Linked DNA regions of Homo sapiens: regions 1, 2, 4 and 5 are each linked to region 3. A link is a loop called in an ENCODE intact Hi-C map of the cell type or tissue named here. Cell type or tissue: B cell. All regions are shown on one strand.

Region 1 (5,000 bases), 100 kb before region 3:
TCTCTGGAGCCCTTGAAGCTTTCTTCCTTAAATAAATCATTCTGCAGGATCCTGTGACCTGAGACCTGGAAGTGGTTTTGTTTTGACCTGGAGCCACGGCCTCCAGAGAGAGGAAGTCTGTCCCATTTGGATGCCTATGTGAACGCACACGACGTGGCTTTACTCTCCCCCAAAATGGGCAGACGAGGTGGAGTTGCTAGAGTCTATCATGTAGGTCCTTTTCAAGAGCTGAGCAGGTACATGACCACCTGTCTGCCTTATACATTAAAAAGAATAGGAAACCATTATCTTGAGACAGGTGATGAGGGCTGCAAGCTTGGGTAAGGGGATTTTTGGAAGCTTTTGAGAAGCTGTATGTTGGAGCTGACAGAGAAAGCAGAAACCGTCTTTGACAAACCCCTTTATTTACAGAGCAGGACACCAAGGTCCAGAGAGGGAAATCCTGTCACCAGTGTCCCCAAGGACTGCCTGTATGAAGTCGCCTTGGAACTGGTCACAAAAACCACTTCTGGGCCTCATCGCAGATGCAGGATCTCTGAGGATTTCCCTAGGAACCAGAGTTTGACGCACTTCCCAAGTAGTTCTGATGTACTCTGAAGCTTTGGAAGCTGTGCTAAGTTCTCTGGACTTTCTGCTTGGACGCAGGTTGGGTCCAGCCTTCACACAGGCCTCGGCTGTTTCTTCATCTGCCTCTCTCTGCCTGCCCCTCCAATTACCATCAGTCCCTCCTGAGCTTCCTCACTTCCAGGTCACCTCTCCCTGCTGGCCTCCCTTCCAGGCCACCCATCTAAGGCTCCTGCATTCTAAGCTGCCAACATCAGGAGAGGGAACAGCACGCTCTGTTCAGGAATGTCGAGCTGGACAGGGCCCAGGAGAGGATCCAGTGCTGCCCCTCCTCCCTGCTCCCCATCCATATAGGTTTCTTTCTCTGTTCCCCCTTGTGTATTAAATGCTGACATTGCTCATGGAAGCAATAGCATCTGCTGTTTCCGGAAGCTGGAAGCACTGTGTGGTCTCAAGAGGGTCCTGGAAGATGCTAAGGGCTTTGGAATTTAGGGACTCGCTCAAGGCTTATTATAAACTGAGTCCTTGGATGATTGAAAAAGAGTAACCATTTTGCCAAATGTCTGTGCTATGGTTTAGAGCTTTGCTAAGTTCATACAATGTTATAATCGGTTCCTCCCATACGACCACCTACAGCCATCAGCCATTAATTTATGTGCATGTCTTTTTGAAATTCCTTTGTGAGTGATACTTACTTGAAGCCAGGGTGGTTAGTCTTAAAGCAAGCAGAGAAGAGGGATGGAAGCCCGTGGCTGTGGAATCTGGTCAACACGAGGCCACATTCCTGCCTCACCTGGTATAGTTGCTGGGCCTGGGGACCTGTCCGACTCCTCCCTACAGCTCCTGTTTTCTCACCTGAAAAGTGATTGTAATTTCTACTTCACAGATGTTCTACCATCTAGAAGCACTGTGCCTGAGGCCAGCACATAGATAGAGAGTGTTTCTTTTCTGTTCCTTACCTTTTTAAGCTGCTATTTGAGACAATTTGCTGCAGACTCTCTAGGCCCAGTTCCCTGTGCTCTAACACTCTTCCTCGTAGTAAGAGGACTCTTCTGGAAAGAACTCTTAAGTTGTTAAAGATAGAAAAGTAATCTCATGAGGATGCAAAGGCATAAGATACAATGTACTTTGGGGACGTGAGGGGAGCGGGGAAGGAGGACGAGGGATAAAAGACTACTCATTGGGTACAGTGTACACTGCTTGGGTGATGGGTGCACCAAAATCTCGGTAATCACCACTAAAGAACTTATCCATGTAATCAAATAACCACGTGCTCCCCAAAAACTATTGAAATAAATGAAAATAAAAAATAAAAATATCTGCAGTGGCTCACGCCTGTAATCCTAGCACTTTGGGAGGCCAAGGTGAGTGGATCTCTTGAGCCCAGGAGTTCCAGACCAGCCTAGGCAACATGGCAAGACCTCATCTCTACAAAAATAATAAAGTAAATAAAATAAAAAGAAGGAAATGGAACTATATGTACTGGTAGAGAAAGATGTCCAAGATGTCCAAAAAAAGCAAGTTGGAGAGCAACAAATAATATAATCCTATTTTCTAAAATAAATATTTTGCTGGGGTAAAAAAAAAGAAAAGTAAATTCTGAGTCACTACCATTGAAATGACTGTATCTCAGATGAGTACTTGAGATTCAGTCTGTCATGGTGGCCACCTTAAGAGGAACTGGAACCAAATTACCTAAGTTAGACTAGACAACAGCTAAGGCTCTTCTCCTTCTTATGATTCTATGATAACAAATTTGGCTTGACCTTTAAGGCCCTTCATAATCCCAGTCAAGCCCGTCTTACAGACTCATCTAACATTATTCCTCTAAACTCCATATTCCTTCCACGCTGTGCAGTTTACAGTGTCCCACCCATATCATGCCCCATCCTGCAACCAGACTTCTGATTCTTATACTTTCCACTCTTCCTCCCCTTTCCAATATTAGATTCCACCCATTCTTGAAGGCCCTCTTCCCTCAAGCCCCTCCTGCTTCCACAGTGGCAGTACACACTCCAGCCTTCCATCTGCGTTTCTCTTGCAGTGCTCCTAGCAAACTACCTTGTATTCTGGGTATATGGAAACATGTCTTATCAGACCACATCTTACTGGACTCTCTGAGGACAGCTCCTGGGTCTCAGTTTTTCTCAGAATGCCTCTAGCACCTGGCACACAAAAATTGTGCATGAAATGTTTATTGAATTGAGCCAAGGAATTCCAAGAATTAATTCACATAGACTCAGTAGACTCAGTGTTTGGTTTGAGCATTTTTCTTATTCAGGGCATGCTGGCAACAAGGATCAGGTACCCTCTGGAACAATTTCAAATGAAAAGAGGGATTATTAAAAGGATACAGGGGTCTGTTGTTGACCTCCAAGGACAGGAAGTGAGAAAGGATGAATCACAAAAGAACAAAAAAGATCTCCTCTCTGTGTCCTTCAAGGGGCTACGGGGGTTCTTGTCACCCCTAACTCTTTCTGCGTGTCAACTCTCTTCTCCTCTTGGCAGACTGGACCTCTCTGGAAGGCCCTTCGTTTTCTCTCTCCCACAGTTCAGGCTTGCCTGTGGCTCCTGCTGTGTTCTGCATGGTACTAGCTCCTGTCCTGCTGTCTCAGGACCTTTCAGTTCAAGCATCCTCCTAACCTGAGTCTCTGTGTCTCTTACCTCAAATTCTCTCTCTCAAAAAAAAAAAAAGGTGGGGGGGATTGGCTGGGCCAGAATTTGGCCCAAAGCCACCACTGGTCTGTGGTGACCAGGAGCAATACCATATGATTTCCCAGGCCCCACCCTTTCAGCAAGAGGCTGGAATTTGGGGGGAGGGTCGTGATGTTTCCTACTAACTGGCCATTAGCTGGATCATCATTTCCAAAGGAATCTAATACAATAATGTCCACAAAAAGCAGTGAAGGATACAGAGACCACAAAATAGATCCACAACGTGGGACAGAGTGTCATTGGCCTCCCAACAGTTTCACAGGAGCCCCTTGGATGCTGCAGAGCATGGGTCTCTGGGGACTGGAGGAGCTGAGGGCCACTCCCAGGTTGGCTCAATCTCCCTGAGAACCTTTTCTTTGCATTTTTGTTTTCTTCCCAGGAGCAGGCAAGTCTGACTAGATGGATATTTCTGGTCTTCTCTCAGTAGCCAACAAAGGCAATGCCAGGGTTGACAGGAAGAGAGCTGGGGAGAAGGAAGAAGTGGAGAGGGACGGTGTGAATGCAAGCAGCCAGGTGTGCACCCACCAGGTCATGCGGGGAACACTGGAAGAGGGCACTAAAGTCAGTTCCAGCAGGGTTGGGTGAGACCTCAGGGTGATGCATGGGCACTGTTTTTGCTCTCCCTACTGGACCATTCAGCCTGAGACATGCTGTAGTCTCTCCATTAAAAGAGTCCTCCACTGGCTCCTTACATCCTCTCTGTCCTAGTCGGTTTGGCTACTATAACAAACTATCATAGATTGGATGGTTTATACACAACAGAAACTTGTTTCTCACAGTTTGGGAGGCCAGAAGTCTGAGAACAGGATGCTAGTCTGGTCAGGTTCATTGAGGGCCTCCTTCCAGGTGCAGGCTGCAGACCTCTCATTGCAGCCATACATGGTAGAAAGACCGCCAGAGAGCTCTCTGGGGTCTCATGTGTGAGGGCACTCATCCCATTCATGAGGGATTTACCCTCAGGACCTAATGACCTCCCAAGGCCCCCTCACCTAATACCACCACAGTGGGATTTGGAGTTCAGTGTACAGATTTGGGAGGCACACAACATTCAGTTCATAGCACTCTCTAACTACTACCCCAGTTTCCTTTTTCAGCCAATAATGATGCCCAAAGTCACATGCCCTCTGGGAGCATTACCCACAGGAACATGTGGGATTGGTTCATTGCCACAGAGATTTGGTGGGGCCCAAAGGAACTTCTAGAAACTTCAAGTTTACACATCACTACATCTGCTTTTGTTGTCTCTGTGGACTCCCAGTCGCTTCACAGGAGGCCGCTGGATGCTGCTGAACATGCATCTCGGGGGCCTGGGGGAGCTGAGTGCCACTCCCAGGTTGGCTCAGACTCGGCCCTAAGCACCGCGTAGTGATGTGCTTCCCCTGCCACCCCCCACCTCACCGCACTCTCCTCGCTATGTTCTCTCCATCTCCAGGAGACACTTCCCCTTCAAGGCCCCATTTAAAATTCTCCTTTTCTGTGAAGACTTTGCTGATCTCACAGCCAGACAAGCCTCTCCTTCCACTGGACTCAACATCCTTTTGCCCGTATCAAGAAGGTAGCAATTGTCATGCTCCACATGGGTCTCCCTGACAAGCCCGGGCACTGCCTGGTGGCAAGAACCGCACCTCATTCATCTTTATGGTGCCCAACACCCGCTAGACTCTCAGGATTGTTGGATAAAGGAAGACTTCTTTGCCAGACATTGAGCAAGACTCAGTTTT
Region 2 (5,000 bases), 89 kb after region 3:
TATCACCATTGTGCTGATGACAAGACTGAAGCACAGAAAAGTTAAGTAACCTGCCCAAGGTCACATAGCAAGTAAGTGGCAGAGCCATACAGGAACCCACAAAGGGTCTCACCATACCAGTTTACCCACCTGAAGGAATATTGTACTCTTAAGGTTGGCCTGGGGATACTCAGACAGTCAGGATGATGCATGGGTACCCCCAGGACACCCTGTGGGTGCACTTTGTTTTTTGTTTGTTTGTTTGCTTTTGAGACGGAGTCTCACTCTGTCGCCAGGTTGGAGTGCAGTGGCACAATCTCAGCTCACCGCAACCTCTGCCTTTCGGGTTCAAGTGATTCTCCTGCCTCAGCCTCCCAAGTAGCTGGGACTACAGGCATGTGCCACCACGCCCGGCTAATTTTTGTATTTTTAGTACAGATGGGGTTTCACCATGTTGGCCAGGATGGTCTCGATCTCTTGACCTCGTGATCCACCCACCTCAGCCTCCCAAAGTGCTGGGATTACAGGCGTAAGCCACCGCGCCCGGCCTAGATGCACTTTCAGTACCCCTGCTGTGTGCTGTGTGGGTGGGTACTGAGTGGGCGGCGGGAGGGGCACAAAGCTCTTCCTGCCTGACTCAGGCAACTGTGCTGGGTACTTTTTGCTGATATAAAATGGCGCTGTAGGAGCTGTTAGCACAAAGGTAATGGAATCCAAGAGGAAGAATTAGCCAAGAGAGACGTTCAGACCAGTGGGAAGCGAAGCTGGTGTGGCGCGTGTTTGGGGGAGGGCACACATCTTGCTTTTCCACGTGCCAGAGAAGGGAGCTCTCAAACCATCCTAGAACTTTGGTCTTCACTGCTCTCTCCCCAGAAGCATCCTCTAAGGACTCGTTCTGTGCCCACACCTCCATACAAAGAAACAAACTAGACAGGGACAAATTCTGACTCCTCGACAGTCTAGCCAAACCTGTTCATCAACAAACTGGCCTGCTGGATGCAGACTTCACTGTTTCAGGGCAGGAGTTCCCCCAAGTGCCTGGCATACTTCCTGGGGCATCCAAGGCAAGACCTGGCCCCTGCCTCAACCCTCATGCCGTGGGTCCCTCTCTTTCTCACACCTCTCTCCTCTCTCTTCAGACCGACCCTGGGAGCCAACTGCCTGCCATCGGCCTCTCCTGTCCCTGCCTGCCCTGTCCCTTTCCAACAGGCAATAGATGAGGTTGCCAGGGAGCCCCTCTTGAGAATGGCGGCATGAGAGTCAACAAGCTGCCAGCACGTGTCCAAAACGGACAGCAAGTACTTAGTTCCTGGTGAGTGCTGGGTGTGCCACCCCGGGGTCCCAGCACTTTCTGACCAAAACAGAGCATTTAAGAAGGTCCTGGCCAGGTGTGATGGCTCACGCCTGTATCCTAGCACTTTGGGAGGCCGAGGTGGGCGGATCACCTGAGGTCGCGAGTTCGAGACCAGCCTGACCAACATGGAGAAACCGCGTATCTACTAAAAACACACACAAAATTAGCCGGGCGTGGTGGTGCATGCCTGTAATCCCATAGTCCCAGCTACTTGGGAGGCTGAGGCAGGAGAGTCGCTTGAACCTGGGAGGCGGAGGTTGCAGTGAGCCGACTCCAGCCTCGGCAATTAAAGCAAAACTCCTTCTAAAAAAAGAAAAAAAGAAAAGAAAAGAAAAAAGAAAGTCCTCACTTGCCATGTCTGACTTCCAGATTTCCCAGCGTTTCCTTCTCCACTTTCTTGAGGTTCGTGGCTTGCAAAGGTTAGGAGCACTGGCTCTGGAGCAAGACCGCCTAAATGTAAACCCAACCCAACCATTTGGAAGCTGTGTGATTCTGAGGAAGTTGTTAAACCTCTCTGGGCCTTCTTTGGTGCCTGTTAGGCAGAAATAAGAATTCCTATGTCATAGAATTGTTGTGATGATTAAATGAGTTATTACATTTAAGTGATTAGAACCGTGCTTAGCACAGAGGAAGCACTCAAAAGTTAACTACTATTAGTGATGTCTAAACTTTTTTCCCCAGGGAAGGATCAATGCATTTATCTGAGTCAAGTTCAACTTTGCACTCCAGTCCTTCAGGCAGGTAGAGAGGTATCTGAATCATGTGAAAACCGTTACCGGTTTGGGGGCGAATATCAGGAAGGAGATTTAGCCCTTAGAGATTTAAGGGCTTAAAGAGCCTCAGTCCCTGTTGACCACATAACATCTGCAGAAAAGAAAAAAAGAAGGAAAGAGCGCTGAAGGACCCACCCAGGGAGGAGGCTGAGCCGCGCTCCCTCTAGCCTCCCCAGAGGTGCATTCGTTAGGTTCCCGCCCCGGCCCCAGCCCCAGCCCCAGCATCAGCTCCGGTTCCTCTGCAGACGTTCAGCCCCTTCGGAAATGTAAAACCCGGGAAGCGAAAGCTGCGGCGACCTCCCAGAGCCTCTCAGGCACGCGGCATCTCTCCCCACCGGCAGCGCCTTGAAATACCAAAGGCCTAGCCAAAGATGGAACCGTTTTGTTGGGAGCTCGGGTTTCCCCCGCCGCGAGGCTGAGCCGGTGGCGCAGCTGCTCAAAGGTCACGCCCGAGACACGTCCGCACAAGCCCGGGTGGCGGGGCGGGCAGCGGGGAGAGAAGAGGGGAGTGGGGAGGGGGACGGGGGCAGGGGGGAGGGGCGCCACCTTCTCCAGGGCCCTGCGGGGTGGGCTCCCATCTTCATCTCGCAAGCATCCAACCCGGGGAGGTGGCTTTCCTCTCCCTACTAAGATTTTATTTTTGCAAAACAAAAGGGATGCCAAAAAAGCAAAAGTTCCTAAATGAAAAGAAAATGCTTCTTTAAAAATGCTAATTGTGAGCTTTTTATTATTGTTTTGGAATTTCAACTGATGGCTGAAAATCTAAATTTGGCCACAGGAAACCTGGATCCAGTTAACCTTGAGAAGTTAAGTCTTCATTTTCTATTAAGTAAAATATTTGGGTTTGAATGCTTAGAGCCCTCTGCTTATGATAAAAATAGAGGCACTGAGCAGTTTAACCACCTGTGTTTTCCTTGGATCGCATATTTTCCACAGTAAACAAGAAAACACAGATTGGAAATCCATTCATTCCTTCATAAGAGTGCTTCAGTTGGGGTTTATTTGTGTTTTCAATCAATAGAAACCAAAAACAACCTTTGCAGGGTTATGATATTTCATGCAAAGAAGCTCCAAGAAGCTCTTTTTATCCCCTCTGCAGCTATTTCTACATAAATCCCCAGATTTTTTTAACGCAGTTAATAATTATAATTCCATTTAGTTTTCTGAGCACATACTACATGTTTTACCTGCTGTCATCTCATTTGTGATAACACTTGGAGAGTAGTTATTCTTAATTCTTATTTGCCAGATGAGAAGACAGGCTCAGAAAAAATAAGCAGTAGCTAATAAGGGACACAGCCTTTACATCTGAGAGCTACAAAGCTGTGCTGATTCCACCACCAGAAACCATTTCCAGTGTTTAAATATTACTAAATAAATAGACGGTTAGATTCATGGACAGGAGTTTGTTCTTTTAATTCCCAAGCTTGCTCTTTAGGTGACAGGCATACAGTGGAAGACAAGTTTCTGGCCAGGATAATACTATATAGCATTACTAAGCCTCTGAGCCTCAGTTTCCCTTCTCCAAAATGAGACATATATTTAAGGTATATATCCAGCTCTGACATCCAGAGACTTATTCGAAATGAAAAGCTTAGGCTCAGGCCGGGTGTGGTGGCTCACGCCTGTAATCCCAGCGCTTTGGGAAGCCAAGGCGGGTGGATCACCTGAGGGCAGGAGTTTGAGACTAGCCTGGCCAACATGGTGAAACCCCGTTTCTACTAAAAATACAAAAATTAGCTGGGCATGGTGGTGGGTGCCTGTAATCCCAGCTACTCGGGAGGCTGACATGGGAGAATCACTTGAACCAGGGAGGCAGGGATTGCAGTGAGCCAAGATCGCACCACTGCACTACAGCCTGGGTGACAAGAACGAACCTCCATCTAAGAAAAAAAAAAAAAGCTTAAGCTCTTTGGTCCATCACTGGCATGGCATAGTATTAATCACCCCTTTCCTGACTCCCTGCTTCTATTCATCTAACTCTGTGGTTCTCAACGTTAAAATCTCCTGGAGGAGCTTTTAAAAATACAGATGCTTAGGCCTCGCAGCCAGAGATTCTGCTTTCATTGGCTTGAAGTATGGCCCAGGCCTCAGCATTTTTCAAAAGCTCCCCAGGTGAATGTGTAGCCAGGGTTGAATATTGATCTAACCTAGTGAACGACTCCAGTTTCATCCACCCCAGCTGTGCTTTTATAAATGTAGTTACCATAACTGGAATTACTTTTTATAAAATCCAATAAGACTAGCGCTACCAGAGTCAATCTCAAAACAGATGTGAGCTTTCACTCTATTTAATTGTGTATTTTGCTTAAATAAGTTAAGGTGTCTCACCAAAGCTTCAAAATGCTGTTAAGTGTATGTGTGTTTGTGTGTGTGTGTGTGTGTGTTTGTGTGTGTGTGCGTGTGTGTTGTTGCTGATCCTTTCCTAAGGGACAGAGACAGAATAGTACTATAAGAACCAGAAGGTTCTAGGTCAATCTGATCCAATAATTGATTGGCCAAGTGAAATAAATCACATAAAATATTTATTTAACCCAGGGATAATGCCCATTCTTTGGAACTGGCTTGTGTTAGACCCAGCCTAAGAGACTGGTCTGAGCTGGAGGTGGTAGAAGTATGAAAGTCAGGATAAGAGGTCAGGCCGGAGCCATTTGAATCCCCAGTGGCTCTAGGCTATTTTATGTACGATTAGTCTCTCATGTTGGCATCTATGAGAGATGTCAAACTTTCCAAGGCACTCCATCTAAATGTGATCCAATGACATAAGTGCCCAGGGAAAGCCCAAACACTCTTATCAATCAAAAAAGATTTAGTTTTCCTATATAGAAGGATCTACTGATTTCTTGATATACAGAAGAAATCTAGCGTTTGTTTTGTAAGTAAATGTCTATAAT
Region 3 (5,000 bases):
GGCAAAATTACCTTAAAGACTTCAACTAGCAGATGAACTCAAGTTCAAGAACAATAAGAGCATTTTACAATTACCTAGACAGGAAACAAGTTAGCTTACCTACAAAGATAGAAATATAGACTAGCATCAGATAGCTCTATAACATTAAACATCAGATGAAAATGGAGAAATGTTTATAGTTTTGAGTGCAAAAAATTGCCTGCTAGTCAAGAATTCTAAACTCATTTAAGTTGTCATTCATGTCTGAAAAAAATTTCTTATATTTCTTTACATTTTCTTACAAAAATTTTCAATTATTCAGATTCCTAAGCCATATCACTGACATTACTTTTGAAAAAACTACTTAAATCATACTCCAGCCAACTAGAAATTATTCAAAACGAAAAATGGAGAAGTTCTAATGAAATGGAACTCATGGTTGTTACTTTATTTTTATTTTATTTTATTTATTTATTTTTTTGGAGACAGGGTCTCACTCTGTTGCTCAGGCTGGAGTGCAGTGGTGCAATCTTGGCTCACTGCAGCCTCTGTGTCCTGGGCTCAAGGGATCCTCCCACCTCAGCCTCCTGAGTACCTGGGACCACAGGCACATGCCACCATGCTCAGTTAAAAAAAAAAAATGTAGAGATGGGGGTCTCACTACATTGCCCATGCTGGTCTTGAACTCCTGGGTTCAAGTGATTCTCTTGCCTTGGCCTCCCAAAGTGCTGAGATTACAGGCATGAGCTAGCATGCCCAGCTGTCATAGTGGTTGCTAAAAATCAATTAAACATCCTCTAAAGTATGGTTGTAAAAGACATTTTAAATACAAAACAGTAATTCTTGAAAGAGAAAATAATTTTTAAAATAATAACTGGCACACCTTTGTCAAAATTCAATGAATGCACACTTAAAATTTGTGTATTTCATTGTTTGTAAATTTTGCCTCAAAGAAAAATACTGCAAGCAATTATTAAACTCTAGTTAATGATATTTATGCAGAAGTATTCAAGAAGTATATTGATGTCTTTGTCTGTTTTACATTGCTATAAATGAATAGCTGAGACTGAGTAGTTTATAAAGAAAAAAGGTTTATTTAGCTCAGAGTTCAGCTGGATGAGGGACTGGGCATCTGGTGAAAGCCTCAGGCTGCTTCCATTCATAGTGAAAGCAAAGGGAAGCCAGCGTGTTCAGAGACCACATGGTGAAGGATGGAGCAAGAGAGAGGAGGAGGGGAGCTGCCAGGCTCTATTTAACAACCAGCTCTCTAAGGAACTAATAGAGCAGGAACTCACTCATTCCTTCCCATACCAGGGACAGCATTCATCTATTCCTTAGGGATCCACCCCAACAACCTGAAGGCCTCCCACTAGGCCCACCTCACCTCCCACTAGGCCCCACCTCACCTCCCACTAGGCCCTACCTCCAATATTGAGGATCAAATTTCAACATGCGATTTGGAAGAATCAAACATCAAACTACAGCAATTGATATTTTCAATTTACTTTGAAATGCATTTGTTTTAAACACGGGTTGATAGATGGACAGAACATGATACAGCAAGTATAGGAAAATGGCGATGGTAGACACGTGGGTGTTTACTGTAGAATTCTTTCAACTTTTCTGTATGTTTGAAAATGTTTATAAAACAGTACGTTGGAAATAAAGATAACCCCTGAGTCTAAAGTCCAAAATTAAATACATAAAATAAGAAACTGAGTGAACTTAGGAAGGAGGGGAAAATAAAAGGTTATTTCTTCACCTTGCATAAGAAACAATCAATAGGTAGCATTTTTAAAAATCAAAAATTGGGAAAATATAGATTCGTGTATTTTTAAAATTTTCAGGGCAATCCCAATAGAATTTTAAAATAGGACCTATACCTTCCATATCACTAGTGGAAAAATAGAAAATACAAACAACATAACACAAACAATTTTAAGCAGAGAGCAAGAAAATATTTTTAAAATCCAGAAAGCATAAGCAACTGGACTAAAGTTAAAACAAAAATGGTAACTGTGATAACAAATGTAAGTGGCTTTAGCTCCCATATTTGAAAAACTAAACTTATCAATATGCTATCATCCCAAGATATATACCTCAAATAAAGAAAAGCATTAGAATAAGAAAGGATAAGCTAGCAAATACATCACATGCACAAAGACTCAATTTGTAAAGAAAACAGGGTCACAATATTTTGTATCAAAGTAGAATTTAAAACGGAAAACTTACATGACATTTAGATAAATATTGAAAAAGTGAATAGCATGTAAATAACTGTCATGATGCTTTAATTGCCACATAATGTAGAATAAAAACAAATAAAGCAAGAATTCGTGGAAATTCAGAAAGAAATGGATAGAAATGACTTAGTAATGGCCGACTTTAAAGTCACCATCTTTGACAGCTCGGAAAGGTAATACACATACGATAATATAATAATAAGTTAAGAAGCACCCCAGGCATGTTTCAATCAGTGCAAGTTGATCAGGACAATACCTTTGCTCACACAAGAGGCTGCACTTTTTCTTAATGAAAACGGACATATGTGACCTTCTTTGGCATGCACCTACCATGGATTTACACTCGGCTTATGCTGTCTACACACCCCATTTGCACGTGTGCTGCCAACAGACCATTCTCTCCTACACATGAGATTTAACCAGACCCAAAAGCTATAAAACCTAGAGACGTTTCATTGTTGATTTGGAAGAAGAAACGGTATGGGCTGTAAGAACTGGAAAAGATTTCTTCTGACTATTAAACTCTGAGCTATTTCAAAGCAATAGATTCTAGCTATAGAGTGTTTAATAAAATGAGGAGGTTTGGGATCTTCCAAGCTATGTTTCATTTCCTAACCCTAGACCATGCTTCTGCAACTGGAACTAGAGATCAATGGGAAGAGCAACAAGGGTAAGGGAGAGTTGATGGATGTGCCTGAGGACGTTTTAGGTTTGTAGTAATGACAACATAGTCCACTGGGGGAGCTCTGCGGGCTGTTGAACATGTAGAATAGGACCTAGTTGGAAATGTGGATTGGAGAGCGAGCATCAAAAAAGTGAGTTAAGGGGGGAGGGGGGGAGGGATAGCATTAGGAGATATACCTAATGTAAATGACGAGTTAATGGGTGCAGCACACCAACATGGCACATGTATACATATGTAACACACCTGCACGTTGTGCACATGTACCCTAGAACTTAAAGTATAATAAAAATAAATAAATAAATAAATAAATAAATAAATAAATAAATAAATAAAAGTGAGTTAAAGCCCCACAATTCAAGTTACTTCGAGGATATAGGATTAACAAAGCCTGCTCAAGCCAAATGATGGGGACACGGCAGGCCAAACAGGGAAGTCTGTGTGTGATGTGATAGGCAATATAAAGCCAGCAAAGGTCTGGGATCAGGGAGGTCATTGTAATTGTCAGGAAATTCATATCAGATTAAGGCCAGTTTTGCCTCCCCACGTCTGTCAGCTGACATGTCTTCTGCCCTGTGAGGAATGCAGAATGCATCTGCTCCCCCTTCCACATGGCAATAGAGAAAAAAGCAGGACTAACACTTTGCCTTTGTGCATTTCACAGGAATAGCAGGAAAAGCCTTTTGAGAAGGCTCAACACTCACAGAGAAAACCACATTAATCATCAGCCTAGGAAACTGGAACACTCCACAAAACCATTGCTATAGATTCAATATTTACACAAAATCTGGAGGTTGAAGTTCTTCCTTTCCTTGCCACAGAAAGGAAACCATGAAAAGCTGCCAGAAAGAGAATCTCAGTTCCTATTTACACTCGCCAAATTCATAAAGCGCAACATTCTCATCTTATAGATAAGGAAAACTGAGTCGCAAAAAAGACAAAGTGTCTTGATCAATAACGTGTTCATACCCTTTACCTGACCATGCACATTTTGAGGTGCGGAAACTGCAGCCCCAAGCGTACAATGCCCTGCCCGACATCACACAGAGAGTGAACACCCAAGCAAACAGTCATCCCCGTTTGCCCCACTGCTCTACCCCATGTACCAACCAAAGCAGGCTAAGCAGAGAGAAAAGGAGGAAGGTAGCTGTGCTGTGTCTGAAGAAGCAAACCAAAATAAGTCTCATTCAATCCGGTCTTTGGGACGGGTAAAACCCCTAGTAATAGAGGAACCTGCAGACACGTAGTTGGGTTTTGGTGGAAATCATTGGGACCTTCTCTGCTATGTTTCTCGAAACAGTGTCTTTCAGCTTTCTGCAAGGGAGTTTCCCAGAGGTCTTATTACAAGTATGGTTTGGCTGGAGCCCAGCCCAGACTTCCTGGGTCAGAATCTCAGGGTGGGGCCCTGGAATCTAAATTTCTAACAAGCTTCCCCAGTGGATTTTATACACACTGAAGTACAAGAGCCACTGTGGCTCACATTCTTGACCAGACAGTATGAAAAGACTAAGTTCAGATCTCATCCCCAAGATGGGGGTCAGACCAGACAGGGGTCACCGTCCCGCCTTTAGCACCCGGGCCCCACGTGCCCTTTCAGCCCCTGCTCGTTGCTCAGCACAGCCCAGCCCAGAATTACTCCTCCTAAAAGACATCTCTCTGCCATTTTAATTTCCAAAACCTGTCATAAAAGCAGCTCTTCTCTTCTGATGAGGTAATTGGTGCCATAATACCATTAGGAGGGTGCCCCTGGTGCACAGCTCAATTAGGAAAGGTGTATTAAATGATTTACATTTCTTTCTTTAGCTGAAACACTAGTTATAGACTTGCTAAGTAATAGGATGTTGTTAATGAGCCATAGCATGGGGCTCATTTAATTCAATACTGTAGCTTTCTAGCTAATTGAGGCATTGTTCTTCTTTACCCCACAGTCCAATTTTTCTTCTCCCAAAGCCAGGGGAAGAAAAAGAAAGGAAAAAAAGAAAAAAGAAAACCATTCGAGGGTCAGACAGCAAAAGTAAGAACCTCCATAGAGTCTGATTCCCAGCCAGTTTATGACAGCCCAGCCTTCCAGGGGATAAGATTCCCTATGTTAAGAG
Region 4 (5,000 bases), 140 kb after region 3:
GAAATCAACTTCCCCTCCTTAACTCGAAGTGATGTTAAAATCTTAGGAAGTAGGACATTGCTGCTGGCAGTAAACCTCCCCCACCAGAGCACATGAAGAATAAAAACAAACAAACAAACAAAAGTCTTAGGTGGTTGGCAGTGTAAGCACAGCAGTGACTTTTGGACGGACGGCTCCAACCACAGGACTGAAACCTAAAATGACCCAGGCAATCAGCCCCAAATAAACGAAGCAGGCAGCAAAGACCTCTCAGGTCTGTACTTACTAGTCACGTTATGAGGCCACCTGGAAATAGTAGCCACCCCAATCCCTCCACCCCATACCTCAGAGCCTTTGTTTATGTTGTTCTCTGTCTAGAAGGACCTTCTCTACCTCATTCATTCCTACATAAGCTCAGTGCCACCACCTCAGTGAAGCCTCCCTTAACCTACACAGCCCTGAACTTCACAATCACAGTTACTTGTTTTTTTCTCTAATCATCCCCTAATTTAAGCGTGGCTATTGGACAGCACTTGCCATGTTTTACTATACTTAGCTCTTTTAAACATCAGATTTCTAGAATAGTTCAAATTATTTCTAAGGAGAGAATATATTTTGCAAACCCCAAACCTGTCTTGTAGCCATTCGGCAAAGTTTGTTGAATAAATTAGCCAGTGTCTGGATAAAATACCTTTATAATTATAAACTACTTGATCCTCAAAGCATCCCTCCAATAGAAAAGGACAACTGTTACTATCCCCATTTAACAGATGACATGCATATGACAGGCTGACGCTCATTCACTCAACTTAGGTTAAATGTGTGCAAATTTCCAGTGTAGCAAAGTGTTTCTCGATGTGCACACGAATTTCCTGGGGAGCTTGGAAAGATTCAGACTGATTCAGCAGCTCTGGTATGGGGCCTGAGATTCTGCATTTCAAACATACCCCCAGGTGACATTATACTGCTGGTGCTGGGGCCACATTGCCAGTCTCACCTACCTAACAGGGTGGCCGAGAGGAAGAAAAGATCCAATTAGTATAGTGAGTACGTAGCAGGAACTGGTGTCTCTGAAACCATAGGAAAGAGGATGGATAGACAGCTTTATATCCACTTCACAGAGGTGAAAACTGAGGGCCTGAGAGACAAAGCGACTCCTCCAAGATCTAATGCACCCTCTGATACCGGTTCAGTACTGTCTAGACTGCCATCTACTGCTCTGCATGTCAGGGGGATTCCCAGATGAAGGTACCACATCCTGTCCTCAGCAAGGTGATGAGGGTGACACACCTGCACCTGCAGGGACTATAATACAAAGTTGAGCGAGAGAAAAGCCAAAAGTCCAGAAGCGGGTGAGCACGTGCCAGCCAGATCTTACGTAAATCCGTGCCACATCTTTTGTTCCCTACCCATGGCTCAATTAGACTGGAGATGGGGGTCTTCTTCTATCAACCCAATCCCTTTAAAAAAAAAAAAAAAGAAAGATAAAAAATAGTAGCTTTAGGATTTTTCTTTTAAGCACTGAACCTCTTCAGTGGAAAGTGCTGCCCTTCCGACCTGTTGATGTAATTGCCATAATTGAAGATTCCAGGCTCCCATGTGAGTGGACAGGGCCCCATTCATCCATCGGGTCAGCGAAGTGTAAACCTGCTGAGTCCTTCAGATGCCCTGGCCGCAACCGCCCCCCACAGCCCCCTCCAGCCCTGCAGCCTGGGCTCCCCGCAACGCCAGGGCAGCCAGGCCCAGGCCAGTCCCTCCTGCGATCTGGGAACGGTGCCTAATTAAGGGGTCTGTTCTCATCTCCATGGGGCCGACTTAACGCCTTCTGACAGTAATGAGAGCCACACGTGTGGGGGTGGGGGGTGGGAAAGACGGCCCACCTGCTGTCTTAGCACCCTATTAAACAGCAAGTCTAACACACACACACACTCACACACACACACACACACAGGCACACATTGCAGGCCTGCAGTAACCACCATCAAATCTTTAAAGCTACAAGGAGCTGCTCCAATTCTGAAAGAGGAAGGAACCAAAGAGAAGAAATAAACTGCCCAAGGGCACACAGTGAGTCACTGTCACTGGGACCCAGGTGTCCTGTTGCACCTCACAGCACAGACTTCCCCTGTGGAGGGTGGGACCCTCCACTGCAGCCCCAGGGGAGCACATATGAGTGTTGGGGCTGAGGAGGAGGCAGTCTTGACTACTCTGGAGCAGCCAGTTGCAGAGGGCCAGCCACAGCAGAGCAGAAAGGAGCTCTGAGAACAGATTCCTCCAGGGGCTTCTGTCTCCAGGACACCCTTTGGTACAAGACAAAGCAAACCTCAGAGGGGAACACTCAACTGCTGCTGGTGGATCCACATCTAATCCTTCTGACATCCAAAAGGAGCTAGTCTTGGTTTCCTTCTCGTGCATGCTTTGTGTCCCTGTCTAACCTCCTACCAGTGTCCTGTCCCCACAGTCCTCAGTCCCAGCCCCCTCTCCTGTCCGCTTCCCATGAGCAGCTTAACTAGCTGCTCTGTGCCGATTCTCTTCTGTTTTCCCAACGGAGGAACTTTGCACAGTGCTGGGCACATGGTGAGTACTCAGTAAATATTTAGTAAATATAATAAAAGTCAATTGATGTTAGCTCCAGCTCTAAGACATGTTAGTTCATTGTGTTAATCATAATTTTGTTTATAGGCGGGGCCAGAGAAGCCTCCTGAGATGCAGGTGTAGCAAAAATGCTGAAAATAACGTGGACCAAATCTCTGCAATACTGGCCCATTAATAAAGATGGTGAATGAAAGGAATGGAATATTTCAGTTATGTCCAATTCCAGTTCTAATTCCAATGGCACAGTGATGAATCCCAAAAAAGAAGCCAACATATCCTGGATACTAACGATCTAATCTGGATATGCAGACTCCTTCCAGAAGCTCCGTCACTGGCATCTCTGCTACCATCTTCCCTCTTTGGACTTCCCAATCCTCTCTGCACACTAGCGCTCAGCACGGTGGATCTCTCTACTTGTATTATGTCACACCCTTGCTCAAAAGCCTTCAGTGGTTTCCCCTGCATAAAATCTGCACCACCCGGCTCTCAGGGACCTTGTGGGTCTGGTTTGGCCTCAGCTCAACACCGCAGTTTTCCACTTCTCTCCAGAGCAACTGCTTCCCTCCGCTTTGGTCAAACTGGTTTCCTTACCCAACTCAGACAGCATACAATAGGGAGTGGGAGTAACGATAAAATTTGTAGCCAAAAAAGTCAGGTGTGAGTCTCAGATTCACCATCGGATCTCTCTGAGTCTAGTTCCTCAAGGGTAAAATGGAGATGATAATTATGTTCACTTTGTAGAGTCGGCATGAGGATTTTGTGATGTAATGGATGTTAAAGGACTTTACAAACTGTAAAGGGCCGAAGGACAGTTGTTCATCTCTAGCCATGGATTATTCCCAACTCCAGCATTGTCTTTGATCTCACGACTCACTTTCCCTTGCCCTTCTCCATATCTTACACCCACTCAAACCCAACTCCAGCCCTGCCACCCGTAGAAAGCCGTACCTGATCCCTCCAGTTCTCACTGATCCTGGCTTTTAAAGTCATGCCCATAAAGCATCTTGATTTGCTCACTGTATCTTACGCATGTCCGCCTTAGAACTCCAAGTTTATGATTATTTACCTACAGATGATATAAACATTCAGGTTGCTTACAATGAAAAAGTAAGTACATCTATAATAGCAAAGGTCAAGATAAAAAAGTGAAAAATCAGAAATGTCATTTTTTTTGCTAAGGTGTATTAGCTTGCTAGAGCTGCCATTCCAAAACACCATAGACTAGGTGGCTTAAACAACAGAAATGGATTTTCTCACAGTTCTGGAGGCTGGAAGGCCAAGATCAGGGTGCCAGCATGGTGGGCTTCTGGTAAGGGCTTTCTCCCTGGCTTGTAGACAGCCGACTTGACTTCTAGTTATGGCCTCACATGGCAGAGAGAGAGAGTGTGTGTGTGGGCAAGATGTCTAATTTCTCTTCTTTCTTCTTATAAAGGTGCTAATCCCATCATGAAGGCACCACCCTTAGGAATTCATCTAAACCTAATTACCTCCCAAAGGCCTCATCTCTAAATACTGTCACATTCAGGGTTCGGGTTTCAACATATGAATTTAGGGAGGGGCACAATTCAGTCTGTTGCAGGGAAAAAAAGGACAATTATGTCCCCTTTTAAGGGACTGGTTAAGTGGCTACTGCAGCTAAGTATCCTTGGAGGATAATCTTCATTTCCTCTTCTTCACATTTCTATACAGGGGAGACTTGCTCTCCCCAGAATATGAAGTAGGAGGGTTGGAGTGAGCCTTTCCCCTCTCTCTCCCTTTGGGGAGAAGGAATAACTAATGGGTGACCCGTAGGTGTTCACGGAGTAAGGGGCACCAGGAGACAGTCACTGCCTTTTGCTCCTTTGGGCTCCTCAGAGCAGAGCAGACACCTGCTTTCCAGCCTCTCTTGACTTCTGTGATAAGCCGCCTGCTCGGGGAATTGCCCCTCTCTGCCACCCACCACCACTACCAAACAGGATGGTCACTATTCTCCTGCTGCTTCTACTCCACTGGTTTTCTAGAAACAGGCCCATAATCTTTCCCTTGTAGTAGCTTGAAAAAGTGGACTCACAGTCTGCATGGCAGAACATGCCGATCCCAAAGCCTAGCTCAGGGAGGAAGTATGAGATCCCACCCCCTCTCCCAATACAGTGGTTAGAAGAGAGCCCTGACATTTTGGAAGCTTACTTGCCATCTGATATGGTTTGGCTGTGTCCCCACCAAAATCTCATCTTGAATTGTAGTTTCCATAATCCCCACATGTCATGGGAGGACCTGGTGGGAGGTAATTGAGTCATGGGGGCAGTTTCCACCATGCTGTTCTCATGACAGTGACTGAGTCCTCATGAGAGCTTATGATTTTATAAGGGGCTTCCCCCTTCACCTGGCACTCATTCTCCCTCCTGCCGCCCTGTGGAAAGATGCCTTCCACCATGATTTTGAGTTTC
Region 5 (5,000 bases), 63 kb after region 3:
AAAGGTAATATGCTCCATCAACCACAGAGGTTCATTACTAGCCCAGTATCAAGCCAAGGGTCTGGCCAATGCTTTCACCTGGCAGACTGCCATCAGAGGCTGCTTGGGCAACACAGACATGCAGCCTTGATCTTCACCTGTGCAAACAGCCTACGTGGCACAGCTGAGCCCCAGACATGAGGGATGGACCTGGAGTTTCTCTTTTTTTTTTTGAGACAGAGTCTCACTTTGTCACCCAAGCTGGAATGCAGTGGCACAATCTTGGCTCACTGCAACCTCTGCCTCCCTGGTTCAAACGATTCTCCTGCCTCAGCCTCCCGAGTAGCCGGGATTACAGGCACCTGCCACCATGCCCAGCTAATTTTGTATTTTTAGTAGAGACAGGGTTTCGCCATGTTGGCCAGGCTGGTCTCGAACTCCTGACCTCAAGTGATCCACCTGCCTTGGCCTCTCAAAGTGCTGGGATTACAGGTGTGAGCCACTGTACCCGGCCAGAGTTTCTCTTGACCCCACCCACACCTCCTGGCTGCTTGTCCCAAGACAACAGCTTCCCTACTCCAAATCTACATTTTCCCTCTTTTATTAAGGGAAAGAATAGTCCCTAGGGGTGTGCCACTGTAAAATTCTCTGGAGGAAATAAAGAAAGTAATAACATGTTAAACTATGGATTCTTCGGTAAGTTTCTATGGGCAGCCTTACTTGATGCCATTGGCAATTGTTTCTTGGTTCATTCTCTCCTGGGGCAATCACCAGGTCTGGCCTCATAACAATCCTTTTCCTACTTTTTTTTTTTTTTTCCTGAAAACCAATCCTATGAATTGGTGTGGGAAGGAACCAGTGAAAATCTCCTTGTGAAGGCTCATCATTTAGGATGTTTCTTCTTTAGAGTCCTCCTATTTGGGGGCTTTCTTGGGTAGGGGGAGTGGGGTGTGCACCAGCCAAGCCTCTATCAGGGGGTTGCCAAGCCGTCTCAAACTCTCCCCAGCCGGTTCTTTCCCCGCTGTGGGGCTTTTGGCAGAGAAGGGCCAGAGGGTGCCATTAGCTGGCTTCCCAGGAGCCGTGCGTCCTGCCTGGCTTCCCAGCTGGGTTGGATGGAGGGACATCGTGGTTAACAGATTTGCCAAAAATCATAGAGCTGGGGCTGGCTCTCCAGAGGTCAGGGATATTAAGAGCAAGCCAAAGGGCACAGAGTCCTGTTGCAAGACTGGAAGCAGCCAGGGACCCAAAGAAAGTGCCTGGGGCTAAGCATCGTCGAGCTCATCCTAGGCCTGTCTCCACTCCCTGGAGGACGGTGAACCCATCACCACACATCCCAGGGCCTCGGTCTCCTTGTCTGTAAAGCCAGCAGGTTGGGTCATCTGAGTGGAATAGATACTAAATTAGTCTAAGGTCCCTTCCAATGTTGTGATTCTCTGACTACTTTACAATTTGGGGGTCTGAAGACACCCCTCTACCTTTTTCCATTTGCAAGGTGTGCTGGGGCCACAACAAACCCAACCTCAGGTGCAGCGCCAGGTCCCGCCTCGTTTGTGCCTGTTCTTCCTCACATGACCTTTTGCCCCCGCCTAGCCTGTGCCAGGGCAAATGGAATTCAGACTGCTCTGATTCATTGACCTCAAAGGCAACCAAAAAAATGGCCTTGCAAAGGGGATCTGATGCCTCCAAAGCCGTGACGAGCCTTCCAGGTGGGTGGCTTTTGAAACTGCTCTCCTTCCTTGGGACCACAAAGCTTTATTTGACCAACATTCAAGTTCAAAAACTTTATTTGCCTGGAGCAAACCCAGGAGACTTACTCTTGGAAAACTACCTTCTCCCAGGCTTCACCAGACACCTCACAGGGTGGGAGTGTGGGGTGAAACACATCACACCCATGGCCCTGTGACATTCTCATCTTCCCAGCAGGGAGAACCGGTCCCTGCCAGTGTCGAGAAGTCAAAACAAAGCTCCTTTTCCATGTGCTTTTTCTTCCTCAATGGCTTAGACTGTAAAGTCATCAGGAAGCATGGTCTAGTGCTCCAAGCTCCAGACAGACGGCTTGACCTCTGTCCTGGCGCCCTGGGCTGGCCTGGGCCAGACACCGCACCCCCAGGACTGTTTTCCCATCTGCAAAACAACTCGGGCCTCTCTAAGCCAACACTACCTCTCACTGCAAAACACAGCCCCCTCCCTCCTCCAGGGGCAGTTGGCCTTAGAAACCAGCCCATCTTTAGGGGAAGAAATCCTTATGGGGCAGGCGGCAGCAGGGCATAGCACAGAGGAAGAAAAGAGTTCATCGTGCGCTGGAGGCTGAGGGTGTTGGGGGTTTGAGGGAAGGTGATGGTTTGGGGGAGCGTCTTTTCCACTCTCCTGGATCTGAGGTGGAAGGTCTCTGCTCTGGGCTCTGAAACGGGATGGTGTCATGTGCAGATAAACAGAGAAGCCTATTGTAGATGGCTGTTGGGTGTCTCCAGGGATCAGTAACACCTTCATCAGAGAGGATGCTTCTGTAAGCATTCTACTTCCCTTCCCCACCCCCACCCCTTAAATAAGCAGCTGTTTCCTCCGCCCCTGTCCCTGGCCCCTCGCCGCTGCTGGGTCATCCTGCCAACCCCGGGCTGCAGACTGACTTACCTAGTTTCAGAACTTAACTTGCCTGGATGCACTCCGTCTTCTTCTACTTTACAAGGTCTCTTTTACATCTGCCCTTTACATAAGACCCTGCCTGACCCAGCCTCGAAGGAAAACCCATCCCCCCACCCGTGCTGGTGTTTGGAGCTCAGAAGTAGCCCTCCCAGTGACCCCCTGCCAGGCCTCTGGTGAGCATTTTCATCTGATCCTTAATCCGCCTCCTGCCACCTTGGCCAAACACACCCAACCAGGCTGCCTGTGGTAGGCTCACAATATCCCTGGCTCTTATGCTATCAGATAAGAAACTTCACATGCCCCAGCATCACTGACACCAGGTCTGAGGTTTTATTTGGGAAGAGGAAAGATTAATAGATGCTGGGGCAAAGAAGTCCAAGTATTTGAAGAGACAGACACCCTTGCTCTCCAAAGTAAACCGTTGTACACAATTGCATGGCCCTTAGATGAGATCTGAGAGAGTAGTTCTCACCCCTGGCTGCAAGTTAGAATCCAGGCTGCTCCCCAGACAGATTACATGGGAATCCGTAGGATTGACATCCAGGCATTGGCTGGCTTTGAGAGCCACTGATCTAAAACAATGCCCCATTTTGCAGTTTGGGAAAGAGGGGAGAAGTGATTTGCCCCAAATTAGATGGTCATTTGGGACAGAGCCCTGAGCAGAACCTGTGTCTCCTAACTTTACATTCCTATCTCTTCCCATCATGATTTTCCCTCTGGTCGCTTTAGAAGAGAGGGTCTTAAACTCAGAGGCACATTAAACCTATGTAAGGGAACTACTGAAATATACAATGCCAGGCTTCCTGAAATTCTGGTCTCATTGCTCCGGAGTGTAGCCTGGGTATAAGTATTCAAAGTTCCTTGAGTGACTCTCATGTGTAGTCACAGTTGAATGAAGCCCTGCTTATTAAAGGCTAAACCCCTTCAGAGAGACAGAAAGACTGAGAGAGGGAGAGGCAAAAAAAAAAAAATAATACTGTGGAGGCTGGAGGAAGGAAAATTGTTCTTGTAGGAGGAATCTTGGGATCCATCAAAACAAATGATGCTTGAGCTGGATCTTGAAGCTTTCAATACTTGGAAGTGGCAAACAGCTTTTCAGGAGAGGGAACCGTGTGAGCAGCGTCCCCCAGGAAGGGATATGGGAGATGGGACAGTTAGGAATTGGACAGAACAGGCAAATTGGGACCAGCGTGTGGGAAGCTTTCAATTCACATGGGAGTGTGGCATGAACTGTCCAGCCCAGTGACTTCCAAACTCTCGCACACATCAGACTCACCTAGAGGGCTTGAACGCAGGCTGCCGGGCCCACCCTCAGAGTCCCATATTCAGTGGGTCTGCGTGGGACCTGGGAATTTGCATTTCTAACAAGTTCCCAAGTAATCGTGATACTTCCGGCCTTCCCAAGACACTTTAAGAACCACTGTGCTAGGCAAAGGGAAATCCCAGGAAGTTTCAGATTTGAATCACTTGGAGAAACATATACACACACAGAGAGAGAGAGAGAGTAGGGAGGAACTTCAGTAGGACAGGAACACTGATCTGGCATAGAGAGAAAATCACAGAGCAGAGCAGCCCAGAAGCGCATGCAGGCGCGGCCACTGCATTACAGAAGAAGAAAGGAGGCCCGAAGAGGGCCCGGGCAGTGGGACTGGGGAGGAAGGCGGGTTTACAGCAAGTTCAGTGGACGCGTGCACAGGACATGGTGACTGACTGGATTTGGAGGGAAGTAGGGCAGAGTCCAGGGGGAGTGACTTCTGGAAGCAGAACAGCCAAGGGGGTGCAATTCACTGAGCCGAACGGGCAAGAGGAGGGGCAGGTGTGGGAGCAGTGCCAGGGGCTTGGCTGGAACATGAACCCGAACCCTGTTCTCAGGTGCCTGGCAAGAAGACCTCTGACTTGGGCCTAGAGTGTGCCAGAATGAAGACGGCCCTGCTCCCTAACAGTTGCTGTTTCTGCCCTAAAACTCACCTCCCAGGGGTGTTGGGTGGCAGGCGGGGGAGAGCTGAGCCAGGGTGGTGACCCATCGTGAGGTGCTTTGGGGCTGCGTCCCCTCTAGTGGACAGGCACTGGAGTCCAGCAGAGCTCTGTCTCTTCAGGTCCAGTCAGGGAGGCAAAGGAATCAAGCATTGCCATGCACTCACACTGGAACCCGCTTTGCTCCAAGCCCTCCATCTGCCTTCAGTTACAGGATGTGCTCCCTGAAGCAGTAGTTCCCAATCTTGGCTGCACGTTAGAATCGCCTGGCGAGCTTCAAAAATGCCTGCTACCTGGGCTGCACCCCACACCAATTAAAACAGCATTTCTGGGATAGGACCAAGGCATCTGTATATTATAAACCTCCACAAGTGCAGCCAGGGTTGAGAATTGCACCCCGAAGG

Evidence for each region. Hi-C counts contacts between places; a loop is a spot of excess contacts. Peaks named below come from ENCODE experiments on the same cell type or tissue, not always from the same donor. Only the 100,000 strongest peaks of a DNase experiment are listed, where the experiment ranks them.
Region 1: a loop joins it to region 3, with 2.3 times the contacts of the local background. A loop is called at or near these places in 4 of 110 quality-filtered maps.
Region 2: a loop joins it to region 3, with 3 times the contacts of the local background. A loop is called at or near these places in 2 of 110 quality-filtered maps.
Region 4: a loop joins it to region 3, with 6 times the contacts of the local background. A loop is called at or near these places in 2 of 110 quality-filtered maps.
Region 5: a loop joins it to region 3, with 3 times the contacts of the local background. A loop is called at or near these places in 2 of 110 quality-filtered maps.

The regions. Positions count from the first base shown.
Region 1 is chr3:193,863,326-193,868,325 of GRCh38, forward strand. No RefSeq gene overlaps it. Among named protein-coding and RNA genes, the nearest start is that of LINC02038, 22 kb to the left of the region's middle. In B cell, no CTCF peak of the experiment used is centred here; DNase peaks (open chromatin) are centred at 2,256 and 4,886; H3K4me3 peaks cover 762 bases; H3K27ac peaks cover 206 bases.
Region 2 is chr3:194,055,951-194,060,950 of GRCh38, forward strand. The region is part of intron 1 of LINC02028 (long intergenic non-protein coding RNA 2028); the gene reads right to left. Among named protein-coding and RNA genes, the nearest start is that of LINC02028, 13 kb to the right of the region's middle. RefSeq lists enhancers at 993-1,938, 2,574-2,623. In B cell, no CTCF peak of the experiment used is centred here; a DNase peak (open chromatin) is centred at 2,421; H3K4me3 peaks cover 974 bases.
Region 3 is chr3:193,967,399-193,972,398 of GRCh38, forward strand. The region is part of intron 1 of LINC02026 (long intergenic non-protein coding RNA 2026); the gene reads right to left. Among named protein-coding and RNA genes, the nearest start is that of LINC02026, 34 kb to the right of the region's middle. In B cell, CTCF peaks have their summits at 2,949 and 3,170; DNase peaks (open chromatin) are centred at 2,973 and 4,203; H3K4me3 peaks cover 916 bases; H3K27ac peaks cover 1,266 bases.
Region 4 is chr3:194,102,436-194,107,435 of GRCh38, forward strand. All of the region lies in intron 4 of LOC102724877, which reads left to right. Among named protein-coding and RNA genes, the nearest start is that of HES1, 31 kb to the right of the region's middle. RefSeq lists an enhancer at 1,684-1,773. In B cell, no CTCF peak of the experiment used is centred here; DNase peaks (open chromatin) are centred at 227, 1,256, 2,016 and 4,876; H3K4me3 peaks cover 2,268 bases; H3K27ac peaks cover 2,117 bases.
Region 5 is chr3:194,030,443-194,035,442 of GRCh38, forward strand. The region is part of intron 1 of LINC02028 (long intergenic non-protein coding RNA 2028); the gene reads right to left. Among named protein-coding and RNA genes, the nearest start is that of LINC02026, 29 kb to the left of the region's middle. RefSeq lists an enhancer at 1,736-2,313. In B cell, no CTCF peak of the experiment used is centred here; a DNase peak (open chromatin) is centred at 2,529; H3K4me3 peaks cover 1,204 bases.